Regions from separate parts of the Homo sapiens genome. Here region 2 is linked to region 1. The links are chromatin loops, found by intact Hi-C in ENCODE. Cell type or tissue: A673. All regions are shown on one strand. Links, peaks and the distances in the headings refer to the core of each region. The heading gives the core; the rest is flanking DNA.

Region 1 (8,354 bases), core at 200-8,199:
CATATGACCATAAAAATAAAATTTAGAAGATGATTTTTAATCATTATTGAAAAAAGAAAATACATTTAAAATACACAATCACTTCTCAGCCTTTTGGCTAAGGTCAAGTGTAAAAGGGACACAAATGTAGTTTAGAGCAAATTTAAGTGACGTAGTTAAAAAAAGGAGGTAATCACAGTATGATAATCAAGTCAGATTATTTCACTATTACAAAGAAAAAGTGAAGTTACAGAGAGAAGTAGTAAGACCTTAGTAACCTAAAGCCTACTAGCTGGCCTGTGGCAAAGTTTTGAAATAGAAATGGTGAATTCTGAGCACAGGGTTAGAAAGAAAGGTCACCTGAGTGATAGAATTATGCATATTTTCTACAGATGCAGGATTCTAAAAATGTGATTTACAGAGTTTATAGGAAAGGCAGTCAAGGAAGAAAGAACTAAAGATACAGATTGAGGTTTCAACTGAATCATAGTTTAAGCAGGGCTATGGGTGTTGTGAGAGAAATTTTAAGGATGAATGTGGTAATATATGTGAAACACTCTCTGTTCCCTGGAAGAAAGGTTCTATAAAAACGTAACATATTGCTGATTCTTAGAATGAATGGTGAAGGTTGAAAGATTTTCAGATGTAGGGAAAGGGCACATTCACAATCCAGTGAGAGGCAAAAGATATTGGAAATGGAAGGTCAGAAACAAGAAACGAAAAATAAAATTTGAATGCTTCTTACAAGACTACACACACATGCACATATACACTACAGTTTTAAACAATTATTTGCATTGGAAATACTCTGTAAACTAAGTTTATTGATTTCTAAGATAGCTTCACTTAGAATTGAATAATTTAAGCACATAAAGTTAAAGTGAATATAGTGGTTGGGGTGAGGAAAGAATGAATTTGGATTGTCTAAGGAAACAATATCATAAAAGAAAAGGTATAATAAAAACAGTAAAGAGATAGATTTTTGAATAAAAATTATTTTGCCAAGAAGTTCAAGAAAATGTTTTGAAGGATAGAATTTAGAACTGTTCTAAGAAGTTCTGTATATGGTAGATAAAGCAATAGCTTGCCAGAAGATATATGGCCAATTTTAGATATATAAAAAGAGTTGGAGGAAATACAAGGAAATTAGAGTGTGCCACCCAGAGTGTCTCATGTGGAGCTGCTGATTGCATGTCCGGATTTCATAACTGATGCAGAGGTAGCTATCAGTTAACTTAGCCAACAGACACTTTTGAAATAAATCAAGCATCCAAATTACAAACAGTATTGAAATATGTTATTGAAGGTCTATACCTCCTTAGTGATTTAAATCTGGATATATTATTGATGCTCTAATTAGAATGTCATATCATATTTTTTCTAAGTAGTCTTATCAATTAGAATTTTATAGTTAAATGGGGATCTAATAATTAATGTCTTATGACTTGAGGAAGAGGCTTTGGAAAACATATTTATCAAATGCTCATGGGAAACAATTCAATACTATAGTGTTACAATAAATTCAAATCGTGTGTTTTGTAATGTATCTGAAATATACTTGAAAAGATAATGGACTTTTCCATTTGTAACACCCATGGCCCTAAAAATCTTATGAAAGAGTAATTCAGTGTCTTTGAGTTCAGAATGTTACAAGATTCTTTTATTATATTAACTTATCACATATGTAAGTGCAAAAAAGTAAAGAATAATCTCAGGCTTTCCCATTATGGTTTATCTTTACTTGCAGAGAGGACATAATTTTGGCTTTGTTAACAGTCTTTTTCTTTTCCCCTTCTTTTTCTTTCATTTCCCCCTTCCATTCACTTATCAAACCTATTTGATTCTACTTTCAAAATATAATCATGTCTTTACGCACTCACCTCTATCTTCATTATATTGATTCAAGTCTAAACTGCCTCTTCCCTGGATTACTACAGTTGTCTCTGAGCTACCTCTGTGCTTTTTGGGTTTTAATCCTGCAGTGTATTCTCAGTGTGGCCAATTGGGGGGTACTTTTAAAATGCAAGTCAGATCATATCACTCCTCAACTCACACCTTCCCCTGGCTTTACATCTTGCTCAGAGTTAAAGCCGTGTCAGCTGGGCACGGGCTCACACCGGTAATCCCAGCACTTTGGGAGGCCGAGGCGGGTGGATCACTTGAGGTCAGGAGTTTGAGACCAGCCTGGCCAACATGGTGAAACCCTTTCTCTACTAAAAATGCAAAAAAAAATTAGCCGAGTGTAGTGGCGGGCACCTGTAATCCCAGCCACCAGCTACTGAGGCAGGACAATTGCTTGAACCTGTGAGGTGGAGGTTGCAGTGACCCGAGATCATGCCACTGCACTCCAGCCTGGGCAGCAGAGTGAGACTCCATCTAAAAAAAAAAAACAAAAAACAAAAAACAAAAAACAACATGTCCTGGAGTGGCCTGAGCATCCCTACAGAATATGTCCCCATCCACCTCGCTGATACGGTTTCCCATTACACAACTATTTGCTTGCTCCACTCTTGTCACATTGGTCTACTTGCTGCCTTCCTACCTGTCCAAGCACCCTTATTCCTAAGCATCTTTACACTTGCTTTTCCTTCTTTCTGAGTGTTCCTTCCCCAGTTAGCTATTCCCATGGCTTACTACTGCACCTGATTTACTTAAATGTCAAATGAAGGCTTCTCTGACCAGTACACTTAACATGGCTAACACACTGCAGCTTCTCCTTCCTAATTGTTTCTTCCCCCTTCCCTAGTTTATTTTATCCATAACATATAATAGCACTTATTACCAACTGGTATACTATACCATTTATTTTGTTTTTCTGTTTATTTTCTCTCTTACTACTTGACTACTTGAATGGAAAACTCCAGGTAAGCTTAGATTTTTGTTTGTATTGTTTACTTTTGTATCATAGCACCTAAAACAGTTTACAGCATGTAGAGATTCTTAAAAATATTTATTAAATGTATAAATGAAATATGTTACCCCCAGAAGCTGGCTAATGTAATGGCACCTTGATAATGCATTATTGTCTAGAAGTATTAAAATACTGGAGAGAGGTCACTAAATAAAAAGTCAAGGAAGCAGTACTCAGTGGGAGAGGGAAGTTAGGGAGAAAGGATGGCATAGGGGAATGAAAAGCCTGTGGATATTCATGAAAAAATGAAACTATGCCTGTATCAAAATATCTCATGTATTCTATAAATATATACATCTACTATGTTCCCACAAAAAATCAAAAAAAAAAAACTTATCTGCTTTCATAAGTTAACCAAACCCTGCCTGCCTACTTTTGCCAATAGATGTCAGTGGTTGACCATATGAGTGAAATTATTGCAGATACACTTATTTTATGCCACTCTTAAAAGGCTAGTCTTTAAGGAGTGTCTCATTTCTTAAATGATCCTTTTTATTATTTTACCTTGAGAAGTAACATATATTATGACATGATAGAGTTGACAAGACGAAATGTTAATAGATTCCCTAATATACTGAAACTATTGAAATTTAAGGGCTATAAGAAGTATTCAAATTAAAATGACTTTTTTAAATGGTTGCTTTGTTTATACAGATTTATGTATATTCCTCCAACCATGCAATTTTCAAAGTGCAAAAGAAATTGTTCGTACATACAGTGTTTTATTCACATTCATGCTTGCTATGGAGATTTTTATCCAGGTTTCAATCAATTTAGTTTAATCCAGTACAATTCCCAGGCAGTTTGAAAAGAGTTTTATTTTTTAAATTATAAATGGTAATTGAGTAGTCATCATCTTATATCTTTTAAGAATGATTGTGAACATTGATTTTAACGTAAATATTCTCGTTCCAAAGTCCTAAGTACCTCCAATGAAATACAATCGTTTTCCATTTTTTGTTCTACTACTTAATAATTTTTATCAATGTTTAATTCCTTAATTGTATCTTTCAGAATTAAAATTAATGTTAAAAATAAACAATATATGTTATATTTACATGGATTTATAGTTTCAAAAATACCTGCCAACAGGTGTTTAAAAATTTCAAGAATGATATCATGTTTCTCTTCTTTGGTCAGTGGGAAATTCAGAGGCCTCTGAGGTATTTAAAAATTCTCCTGATCATGATTATTTTTTCTAGAAAATTGCTGTTACTATGTTGGACAAAATAATGAGGCAAAATATTTTGATAAGGGTTTTATTGAACAGAACTAAAATGTGTGCCATCATTTATTGATTAATTCAACATATATTTATTGAGCTCCTACTAGAGATCATTAATTTAAGATATCTTCTTTTTTTTTTTTACTATGGCTATCTGTTGCCATGTAAAGAAGGTTTTTTTTTCTCTTTTTCTATGTATAAAGTAATTGAAAAAAATAAATTCAACTGGGTGTGGTGATCCCAGCACTTTGGGAGGCCAAGGTGGGAGGATTGCATTGACCCAGGAGTTTGAGACTAGCCTGGGCAACAAAGTGAAATACCATCTCTACAACAATTTAAAAATTACTCCAGTGTGGTGGCAAGCACCTGTAGTCCCAGCTACTCAGGAGGCTGTAGTGGAAGTTTCACTCGAGCCTGAGAGACTGAGCTTGCAATGAGCCGAGGTCATGTCACTGCACTCCAGCCTGGGCAACAGAGAAAGATTCTGTCTCAAATAAATAAATAAATAAATAAAATAAAACTAATTGGGTGAAAGGACATACAAGACACAGAGTTGGAGAAAATATTTGCAATACTTAATCTGACCGAAGTTGTGCATGCAGCATATATAGGGAATATATTAAATAGTCAGTAAACATATGAAAAAATGCTCACCAATATTGGTCATTAGAGAAATAAAAATGAAATCACTATATACCCACAATAATGTCTAAAATTTAAAAACAAGACTGTGGAGCAACAGGAACCCTCACACAGATTTGATGGAAGTGTGCATTGTTACAACCATCTTGCAAAACTGGTTGGAAGTATCTTTTAAAGCTGAACATCTGCAAACCTTATGACCCGGTAATTTCTTTCCTAGGTATCTATCCAGAACAATTGCATATACACATGTATAAAAAAAGATATGCATCAGAATTTCATCTACAGTGTTATTTGTAAAAACACTATACTAGAAACAATCCAAATGTGAATTTATGAAAGAAAGAATTAATACATTGTAGAATAGTCATACAAAGAATACAGCAATGAAAAAGAATGACCTCTTGCTACATGCAACAACATGAATGCATTACAGATTATATTGAGGCTGGGTGCGGTGGCTGATGCCTGTAAACCCAGCACCTTGGGATGCCAACGTGGGAGGATTGCTTGAGGCCAGGAGTTCGACACCAGTCTGGTCAGTATGATGAAACACTGTCTCTCCAAAAAAAAAAAAAGAAAGAAAGAAAATAAAAGCCAGGCCGTGGTGGTGCGCACCTGTAGTCCCAGGTACTCCAGAGGCTGAGGCAGGAGAATTGCTTGAACCCACGAGGTACAGGTTGCAATGAGTCATGATGGCACCTGTTGTGGGAAGTCAGGGACCCCGAAAGGAGGGACTGGCTGGAGCTGTGGCAGAGGAAGATAAACTGTGAAGATTTCATGGACATTTATCACTTCCCAAATAATACTCTTATAATTTCTTATGCCTATCTTATTTTTTTATTTTTTATTTTTAAGATGGAGTCTCGCTCTTTTGCCCAGGCCAGAGTGCAGTGGCACTATCTCGGCTCACTGCAAGCTCGGCCTCCTGGGTTCCTCAGCCTCCCAAGTAGCTGGGACTACAGGCACCCACCACTGTGCCTGGCTGATTTTTTTGTATTTTTAGTAGAGATGGGATTTCACTGTGTTAGCCAGGGTGGTCTCGATCTCCTGACCTCGTGATCTGCCCGCCTTGGCCTCCCAAAGCACTGGGATTACAGGCATGAGCCACCACCCCCGGCCATGCCTGTCTTATTTTAATCTCTTAATCCTGTTATCTTTGTAAGCTGAGGATGTAGGTCACCTCAGGACCACTGTGATAATTGTATCTAACTGTACAAATTGATTGTAAAACGTGTGTTTGAACAATATGAAATCAGTGCACCTTGAAAAAGAACAGAATAACAGCGATTTTAGGGAACAAGGAAAGACAACCATAAGGTCTGACTGCCTGTGGGGTCGGGCAGAATAGAGCCATATTTTTCTCCTTGCAGAAAGCCTATAAACAGACATGCAAGTAGGGAAGATATCAATAAATTCTTTTCCTAGCAAAGAATATTAATAATTAAGACCCTGGGAAAGGAATTGCATTCCTAGGGGGAGGTCTATAAATGGCTGCTCTGGGAGTGTCTGTCTTATGCGGTTGAGATAAGGACTGAAATACACCCTGGTCTCCTGCAGTACCCTCAGGCTTATTAGGGTGAGGAAAAAACCACTTCCTGGTAAATTTGAGGTCAGAGAGGTTCTCTGCTCTTGAACCCTGTTTTCTGTTGTTTAAGATGTTTATCAAGACAATACATGCACAGCTGAACATAGACCCTTATCAGGAGTTTTTGATTTTCCCCTTTACCTTGTGATCTTTGCTTTGCCCTTTTCCTTGTGATCTTTATTGGCCTCAGAAGCATGTGATCTTTGTTCTCCTTTTTGCCCTTTGAAGCATGTGATCTTTGTGACCTACTCCCTGGTTCATACACCCCCTCCCCTTTTGAAGTCCTTAATAAATCCTGCTGGTTTTGTGGCTTAGGTGGGCATCACTGTCCTACCGATAAGTGATGTCACCCCTGGTGGCCCAGCTGTAAAATTCCTCTCTTTGTACTCTTTCTTTTTATTTCATGGACCAGCCAACACTTAGGGAAAATAGCAAGAACCTATGTTGAAATATTGGGGGCAGGTTTCCCTGATAGGCACCACTTCACTGCAGCCTGAGCGACAGCAACACACTGTGTCAAAATACATATACAAAAAGAAACTAAACAAGTAAATATTATAATTTAATTTTATTTATATAAAGTTCAAAAGCAGTCAAAACTAGTCTATGGAGGCAGAAACAGCAATACCTTTAGGAGAGGTATTGACTGAAGGAGTTCATGAGGGAGGCTTCTAGAAAGATGGTAATTTTCTCTTCCTTGATCTGGATGGTTTTACACAGGAATGTGTACTTTATAAAATTATTGCAATTTGCCTACCTTTCTGTATATGTGCTACACTTCAGTAAATATTTAGTTGGAAATCGAACTGATTACTCTTTTCATAATTGTTAACAGAATAACACTAATACATTTTCTATCACTTCATAAACACTTGACTATTCCAAGTAAAAGATTCCTTGAGACTCTTTGCAAGGTAGGCAGAAGGCTTTCCTCATTCACTCATTTACATTTTTAACCAGTGTCTATATCATATTATGTGGGTGAAAGAACAGGACTGTGGTGATGAAGGCAGAAGTGAGATTATTCTATTCGAGATGCTGCACTAAACACAGCCATTTAAAGCACAAAACTAAGCTCTAAAATTTTTGAAAGAACATTATGAGAGAAACACAATGGAATACAGGTTTGTTTGTTTCTTTTTAGTTTATTTTGTTTTTTACCTGATATAATAAGGCATATTAGAATACAGATCAAACTTTTTAGTAGCTCTTAATTCTGAGAGAATCTTACTCTATTTTTTTCTCTTTTTCAAAAAATGTAAGGGTCATTAAAACAATATAATGCCTGTGTTTGTACCATATACATTTACATGTACCCTGTACCATATACATATACAACCAAACAAATCAAATCAAGAATCATATTTCCTATGTGTTTAAATGCTTCCTGGTGATAATTCTTTATATTCAGTTTCTTGTAGATATCTGAATCCTATCATGAAAAACAACTGAAATAGCCAAATTCCCTGAAAGTAATATTTCTCTAGTCGAAAATATATCACTCCCTCTGTCTTGTCAACAATATATTGTAAAAAAGTATTACTTAATACCACAAATACTTACTGATTGCTTATATTTTGTGTAACAAGTGCACAACATAGCATTAAATAATAATAGAAACTTCCTTATGAGGAAAACACTTTAAAGTGAGATTCTTATTGTCCTTTTTTCCTTGTTTATTTTGCTCTAATATGACATTCACTTAATGACACACACGGCTACATGGACTACATTCAGTTCATCTTCTCCCAGTTTTTATTTTTTTAATATATCATTTGTTTAAGTTATGTGGCTAAAATAATGGGAGGAAAATAAGTACACAATTTAAGCTTAGCCAAAAATCACATCTTCTCTTTTTCATTTGTTTTTCAAACTTGAATGAATGTAAATCATTTCTTTCACCTGTAGTCTGCAGACCTTCAGGAAATGAGCTTCAGGCTGTTTCTTCTCAGCTATGATCACCTGGGAGGAGCTTGAATATTTCTGATAAGGCTTTCTCATCGTTGTTG
Region 2 (8,354 bases), core at 148-8,147, 1.7 Mb after region 1:
TTAGACCAGAATTTTATTAACACTACAAAACAAGTTTATCTTCAGGAAGATTTCACGCTTTCTTCTTGAAAAGAGAACTACACATCCACAGAAAGGAGAACTAATGATTTGGAGAGAAATAAGGTATTTAGTGGAGAATATTTAAGTTATTAAGCTTGTAAGACTTTCACTATGCCTGTAGATGACAGGACAAGAAAGAAACCCAAAATGGAATCAGATTTCTTCCTTTATAATCACTTAACATATAATTTAGATTAAGTCATTTTAAGTAAAGAACAAATACTATTCTGAAATAAACAAAGAAGCAAGGTCAAATTTGATCATATGAATTGATAAGACAATGGATGAAGTTTTGCCATTAAGAATCCTGGTAAGACCTTTTTATGTATAGAAATGCCACAGGTAAACTAAAGGTTTGAATACAGGAAAGTGTTATACTGGTCAATTGACTCAAATCTGTGTTAAAAATTATTAAGAAGCCTATCCGTGCTTCCAACTCATATTGACAAGCCTTACTCTTGATGTAAAGAAAATTAATTCTTATATACCCGAGTAGTTATACTAGTAATTTTTAAGCAAAATTATTTGACTGAATGATAATTGGCTACAAATAAAAAGACATAGTTCAATTAAATCAATTTTGACTTAATAAAAATAAGGTACACTATATACTTGACATATGGAGTTTGTGATAAATTATGGGTCAAGACATTAATTTAATATGTTCTATTCTTTACCTCTGAGGCAAATATCACATATAGTAGCATTTAAAAAAAATGGACATACTGCATAATATATTAATATTAGATGTATTTTAAATATCAAATTAATACTTTAATATGTATAATCAAAATAGTTTGTTTAATTATTTTCATGAGTAAGGCAAAGGTAAACCATTAGATTTTATTTTAAATATCAAATTAATACTTTCATATGTATAATAAAAATAGTTTGTTTCATTATTTTCATGAGTAAGGCAAAGGTAAACCATTAGATCTTTGTATCATAAGATTATAACTTGTAATAAAATAATTAAGGTCATTGAAGATGTTTTAGAATTTCATAGTTATTTACTTTCAAATAATTATTATGTGAGTAGGTTGTGCAAATGATAATACAGTTCTAGTAGAATATTAAAATGACTATTGTCTATGGTAATTATTATGGAGTGTGATTAAGTTGAGTTTGAAGTGGTATTGTTTGCAAATATATGGTTTATGATATAACCAATAGAAAGATACATTAATTAGAATTACTAAGAGCAGTTTCATATTTATTATAAATTTCAAATAAAATATTGAGAAAAAAGTTTACTTTTCTGTTCTGATTATTTTATAGTTAGTAAAAGGGATCTGCAAAACTAGTGGATTTCTTTCAAACATGAAATGTCTAACAAAGACATTTTAAAATATTTGTATTAAACCATAAAAATAAAATACTTTTAGATCTTCTGACATATGCCTTGCCATGCATCTGTGTATAAGAACATTTTCTCCTCTTGTTAAACACATGTAAAACAAATATTTAAAAGTAAAATAAATGAAAATCATTTGTATAATTTCTAATTTATGACTGTGTATGCAAAGGAAATTATTCTAATTCCTGTCTCAGAAAATTACAAATGATGGACTAGAAAATAAAGCAGACCATTTACACTGGCAGAGAAACAGAATGTGTCTTCTAACTATATATCAGCAAGTATTTTTATTTCAGATACTGAAAGAATATGATAGAGACGGAGGGGAGGGAGAAAGGTGGCCAAATAGAGGCATCCACCAATTGTCTTCCCCATAGGAACATCAAATTTGACAGCTATCTACACAAAATAGCACCTTCATAAGAACCAAAAATCAGGTGAGCAATCAGAATACCTGGTTTTAACTTCACACTGCTGGACATGGCACTGAAGAGGGTAGGAAAAACAGTCTTGAAGCACTTACATCACAACTTCCTCATCCTCTAGCAGTGGCCCAGTAGCATGCAGACAGAATCTGTGCACTTAGGCGACAAAGAGTTCAGCAATTGCGGGAACTCAGTGCTATTATCATGGGGCAAAATTTGGAGGGAGCCCACAGAGGGAGCATTTATGCCAGCTCTAACCAGAGAGGATCAACCTATCCAAGAAACTGGAACGTAAGTTTTGGCAAACCTCGTTGCCATGAGCTACAGTGCTCTGGGATTCTAAATAAGCTTGAAAGGCTGTCTAGGCCACAAGGACTGCAATTCCTAGACAAGTCATAGTGTCATACTGGGCGTGGAGCCGGTGAACTTGTGGGGCATGTGACCCAGTGAGATGTGAGCAGTGACAGTTTAAAAAGGGCTTGCACCACTACTCCCCCAACCCTGGCAAATCAGAACACAGCTCTGAAATACAGCCCTTCCTTCTGCTTGAGGAGAGGAGAAGGTAGAGTAAAGAGGACTTTGTTTTGCAACTTGGATATTACTTCAGCCACAGTAGTATAGGGCACTGGGAAGAGTTGTTAGGACCCCATTTCATGTTCTAGCTCCCAAATGATGTTTCTAGATACATTCTGAGCCAGAAGGGACATAACTGCCTTGAAAGGAAGGACTCAGTCTTGGTGGGATTTATCACCTGACTGAAGAGTTCTTGGGTCTTGAATAATCAGCAGTTGTAATTAGTTAGTACAAACCATGGGTCTTGGGTGAGACTCGGAGGTGTGTAGGCTTCAAGTGTGACCCAGCATATTCACAGCTGTGGTGGCTGTTAGGAAAGACCCCTCCTTCTTGAGAAAATAAGAGGGAAGAATAAAGGGAACTTTGTCTTACAGTTTAGGTGCCAGCTTGGCCACAGTGAGAAATAATACTAAGTGGGCTCTTGGGGCCTCCAATTCCAGGCCTTGGCTCTTGGACAGCATTTCTGAACCTACTCTGGGCCAGAGACTAGCCTACTGCCCCAAAGAGTGAATGTGTCACTGGGTCACATGCCCCACAAGTTTACTGGCTCCAAGCCCAATACGGCACTAGAACTTGCCTAGGAGTTGCAGTCCTTGTGGCCTAGAGAGCCTTTCAAGTTTATTTAGAACCCCAGAGCACTGTAGCTCATGGAAATGAGGTTTGCTAAAACTTAAGTTCCAACCACTGGGATAGGTGAGTCCTCGCTGGTTAGGGCTGGCATAAATGCTTCCTCTGTGAACACAGGTTGAGTTCTGCCCAGTGATAGCAGGCCTAGCAACATTCACCACAACCTGACTGAAGAGACCTTGGGCCCTAAGCAAACATCAGCAGTACCTTGGCAGTAGTCCACATGGGCCTGAAGTGGTGATAGACACAAGCGGAGACTTCACTGCCTGAGGAAATGGGAGAGAAGAGTTGGAAGAACTTTGTCTTGTGATTTTGATGTCAGCTTAGCTGCAGTGAAATAACACATCATGTGTTTTTTTTGGGTATCTGACTTCAGGTACTGGCTCTCAGAGAGCATCTCTGGATTTGCCCAGGACCCCAAGTCCATGGCACTTTCTGCCATGAGGGAAGGACATAAAGACTTCTGAATAGCTTTTGCTACCAGCTGATCATACAGCCCTAGGGTCTTCAGCAAACACAGCTAGTAGCCAAACGGTGGTTACAACGGGCTTTGGGCGAGACTCAGTGCTTTACTGACCTCAGGTCTGACCCAGCACAGTCCTAGTGGTGGTGGTCACAGGGGTAATTTTGTCACCCCACACCCAGCTCCAGGCAGGTTGGCACACACAGAGAGAGTTTCCATTTAGGGGGAGAAAGTAAGGAAATAGAACAAGAGCCTCTGCCTGGTTATCCAGAGAATTCTGCCAGATTGTATCCAAGACCACCAAGGTAGTACCTCTACAAGTCTGCAAGAACTACATTAATGGGCTTGAGGTGCCCTCTACTGTAGATACAGCTGCAGTGACCAAAAACTTAGATCACAACACCCAAGTCCCTTCAAATACCTGCAAAGCCTTCCTAAGAAGGAAGGGTACAAACAAGCCAAGACTGTGAAGACTACAGTAAATGCCTAACTCTTCAATACCCAGCCACCAGCAAAAATCCACAACCATGAACACCATCCAGAAAAAGATAATCTTACCAAATGAATTAAATAAGGCACAACGGACCAATCCCGGAAAGCAGAGATATGTTACCTTTCAGATAGATAATTCAAATAGCTGTTTTGAGGAAATGCAAAGAAATTCAAGAAAACACAGAGGAGGAATTGAGAATTTTATCTGATAAATTTAACAAAGGGATTTAAATAATTAGAAAGAGTCAAGTGGAAATTCTGGAGTCGAGAAATGTGATGAACATACAGGGTCTCTTAATAGGAGAATTGATCAAGCAGGAGGAAGAATTAGTCAATTTAAAGACAATCTCTATGAACATACACAATCAAAGGAGACAAAAAAAAAAAAAAAAGAACAAGAAACAATGAAGTACACCTACAGGATTTAAAAACGTAGCCTTAAAAGGGCAAATGTAGTAGTTATTGACCTTAAAGTGGAGGTAGAGAAAGAAACGGTGGTAGAAAGATTAGTCAAAGGAATAATAACATAAAACTTCCCAAAACTAGAGAAAAATATCAATATTGAAGTAAGAGAAGATTATAGAACACCAAGCAGATTTAACCCAAAGAAGACTATGTCAAGGCATTTAATAATCAAACTCCCAAAAATCAAAGATAAAGAAAGGATCCTAAAAGCAACAAAAGGAAACAAAACAAAACAAAACAAATAATATAGAATGGAGCTCCAGTACTTCTGGCAGGAAACTTTTCAGTGGAAACTTTACAGACCAGAAGAGAGTGACATGACACATTTAAAGTGCTGAAGGAAAAAATAATCCATTTACCTTACAATAGAATATCTGGCAAAAAAAATTCTTCAAACATGAAGGAGAAATGAAGACTTTCACAGACAAACAAAAGCTGAGGGATTTCATAAACACCAGGCCTGTCCTACAAAACAATGCTAAAGGGAGTTCTTCAGTCTGAAAGACAAGATGGAGCAATAAGAAATTATTTAAAGGTATAAAAGTCATGGGTAATAGTAAGTGCAGATAAAAATACAGAAAATTATAATACAGTAATTGTGGTGTTTAAATCACTCATATCTTGAGTAGGAAGATGAAAGATAAACCAATCAAAAACATTAACTATTAATACAACAACTTTTTAAGACAGCACAGTAAGACATAAAAAGAAACAACAAAATGCTAAAATGCGGGGAGATGAGTTTAAAATATGGAGTTTTTATTTGCTTTCATTTTGCTTGTTTGTTTATTTATGCAATCAGTGTTGACTTGTCATCAGTTTGAATAATGGGTTATAAAATAGTATTTGCAAGCCTCATGGTGACCTCAAATAAAGAAAAAAACATACAACGGATACAAAAAATAATATAAATAAATTAAAACATAACACCTGAAAAAAAATTACCTTTACTAAAAGAAAGACAGGAAGGAAGAAAATAAGGGAGAGAAAGAAGACCAGAAAACAACCAGAAAGCAAAGAAGAAAATAAAAGGAGTAAGTCCTTACTTATCCAAAGTAACATTGAATTTAAATGGATTGAATCCTCCAATCAAAAGACATAGAGTGGGTGGCAAAATGAACCACAACAACGAAAAAAGAACCATTTATCTGTTGCCTCAAGAAACACACTTCACCTGTAAGGACACACAGACTGAAAATAATGGGATGGAAAAAAAGATATTCTATGCAATTAGAAACCAAAAAGGAGCAGGAATAGCTATGCTTATAATGAACAATATAGATTTCAAGATAAAAACTATCAAGGCTATTATATAATGATAAAGGGATCAATACAACAAGATGATATAACAATTGTAAATGTATGTGCAACCAACACTTGGAACACCTAGGCATACAAAGCAAATATCATTAGAGCTAAAGAGAGAGAAAGACCCAAATACAATAATATCTGGAGACTTCAACATCCCGCTTTCAGTATCGGACAGATCATCTGGACAGAAAATCATCAGACTTAACGTGCACTGTAGGCCAAATGGACTTAGTAGATATTTACAGAATATTTCATCAAATGGCTACAGAATAAACATTCTTCTCCTCATCACATGGCTAATTTTCAATGATAGGTGATATGTTCAACCATAAAGCAAGTCTTAAAATATTCAAAAATATTGAAATAACATCAAGTATTTTCTTTGACCACAATGGAATAAAACTAGAAATTAACAACAAGAAAAATTTTGGAAACTATAAAACACAAGAAAATTAAATGATATAAACCTAAATGACCAGTGGGTCAATGAACAGATTAAGAATAACATTTTTTTAAATGTTGAAAAAATATTATAATGAAAACACCATGTACCAAAATACATGGGATACCACAAAAGCAGTAGAAAGAGGGAAGTTTATAAGTGCCCACATCAAAAAAAAAAAAAAAAAAAGAAAAAAGAAAAAACCTAATAGCCAACCTAACGTTCATCTGAAAGAACCAGAAAAGCAAGAGCAAACGAAATGCCAAGCTAGTTGAAGAAAAGAAATAATAAAGAACAAAGTGGACATAAATAACATTGAAACAAAGAAAAATACAAAAGGTCGACTAATTGAAAACTCTTTTTTTAAGAAGAAAATAAATGAGAGAGAGAGAGAGAGAGAAGACCCAAATAAATAACATAAGAGATGAAAACAGAGACATTAGTGCTGTTAGTGCAAAATTTCAAGTGATCATTAGAGGCTACACTATATGCCAATAAATTGGCATACCGTTGCTCATATTAGTCTCTAAAGAGGAAATGGATAAATTCCTCGACACATACAAGTGAACTGTGAAGAAATTCAAACCTGAACAAACCAATGACAAGTAATGAGATCAAATCCATAATAAAATGACTCTAGCAAATAAAAGTCAAGGACCCAGTGGTTTCACTGCTGAATTTTATCAAATATTTAAATAACATATGCCAATCCTACACAAACTATTCCAAAAAACAGAGGCAGAAGGAATACTTTCAAACCCATTCTATGAGGCCAGTATTACCCTGATATCAAAACTAGACAAAGACACATAAAACAAAAAACTACAGGCCAATATCTCTGTTGAACATTTATGCAAAAATCCTTAACAAAATACTAGCAAAGAAAATTCAAAAATATATTAAAAGATTCTTCATCATGACCAAGTTGGAATTATCCCAAGGATGCAAGGATGGTTCAACATAGGCGTATCAATCAGTGTGATATACTATATCAACAGAATAAAGGACAGAAAACAATATGATCATTTTAATTGATGTTGAAAAATTATTTGATAAAATTCAACACCCTGTCATGATAAAAACTCTAGAACTTAAAGTATAATAAGAATATATATTTAAAAAAACTGTAAAAAAACCTGGGTAAAGAATGAACATACATCAGCATAATAAAAGCCATACCTGACAGACCCAAAGCTAGTATCATACTGAATGAGGAAAAACTGAAAGGCTTTCTTCTAAGATTTGAAACATGACAACGATGTCCACTTTTATCACTGTTATTCAACATAGCATTGAAAGTTCTAGACAGAGCAATCACATAAAAGAAAGAGATAAAGGGCATCCCAATTGAAAAGGAAAAATCAAAGTATCCTTGTTTTCAGATTACATGATTTTATACTTGGAAAAACCTAAATAATCCACGAAAAAACTATTAGAACTGATAAGCAAATTCAGTAAGGTTGAAGGATACAAAATTAACATATAAAGTCAGTAGCATTTCTACATGCCAACAGAAAATAATCTGAGAAGGAAATCAAGAAAGTAATAGCATTTATAATATCTGAAAATACAATTAAATACCTAGAGATTAACTTAATCAAACAACTTAAAGATTCCTACAGTGAAAACTGAAACATTGGTGAGAGAAGTTAAAGTGAACACACACACAAAAAAATGGAGAGGTATTCTATGTTCATGGATTGAAAGAATCAATATTGTTAAAAATGTCCATACCACCCAAGCAATCTACAGATTCACTTTAATCCCTATCAGAATACCAATGACATTCTTCAATAAAGTAGAAATAACATTGTAAAATTTATGTGGAAGCATAAAAGACCCAGAATAACCAAAGTTATACTGGGCAAAAGCAACAGAACTGGAGAAATCACATTATCTTACTTCAAATTACACTACGGAGCTATAGTAACCAATACAGCATGGTACTGGCATAAAAACAGACACATAGAGCAATGCAACAGGAAACAATACCCAGAAACAAATCCATACATCTACAGTGAACTCATTTTAGACAATGGTGTCAGGAATATACAATGGGAAAACGACGATGTCTTCAATAAATGCCCCTGGAAAAAAATTGATATATATATGCAGAAGAATGAAACTAAATTCCTGTTT

What was found. A loop is a pair of places that touch in the nucleus more often than their neighbours do. Peaks named below come from ENCODE experiments on the same cell type or tissue, not always from the same donor. Only the 100,000 strongest peaks of a DNase experiment are listed, where the experiment ranks them.
Region 2: a loop joins it to region 1, with 4 times the contacts of the local background. A loop is called at or near these places in 4 of 110 quality-filtered maps.

The regions. Positions count from the first base shown.
Region 1 is chr1:192,306,409-192,314,762 of GRCh38, reverse strand. No RefSeq gene overlaps it. Among named protein-coding and RNA genes, the nearest start is that of RGS21, 6.4 kb to the left of the region's middle. In A673, for the core only: CTCF peaks have their summits at 1,145 and 3,269 (motif pointing right); DNase peaks (open chromatin) are centred at 1,152 and 3,282; H3K27ac peaks cover 3,789 bases.
Region 2 is chr1:190,629,198-190,637,551 of GRCh38, reverse strand. The region is part of intron 1 of LINC01720 (long intergenic non-protein coding RNA 1720); the gene reads right to left. Among named protein-coding and RNA genes, the nearest start is that of LINC01720, 8.5 kb to the right of the region's middle. In A673, for the core only: a CTCF peak has its summit at 3,887 (motif pointing left); a DNase peak (open chromatin) is centred at 3,851.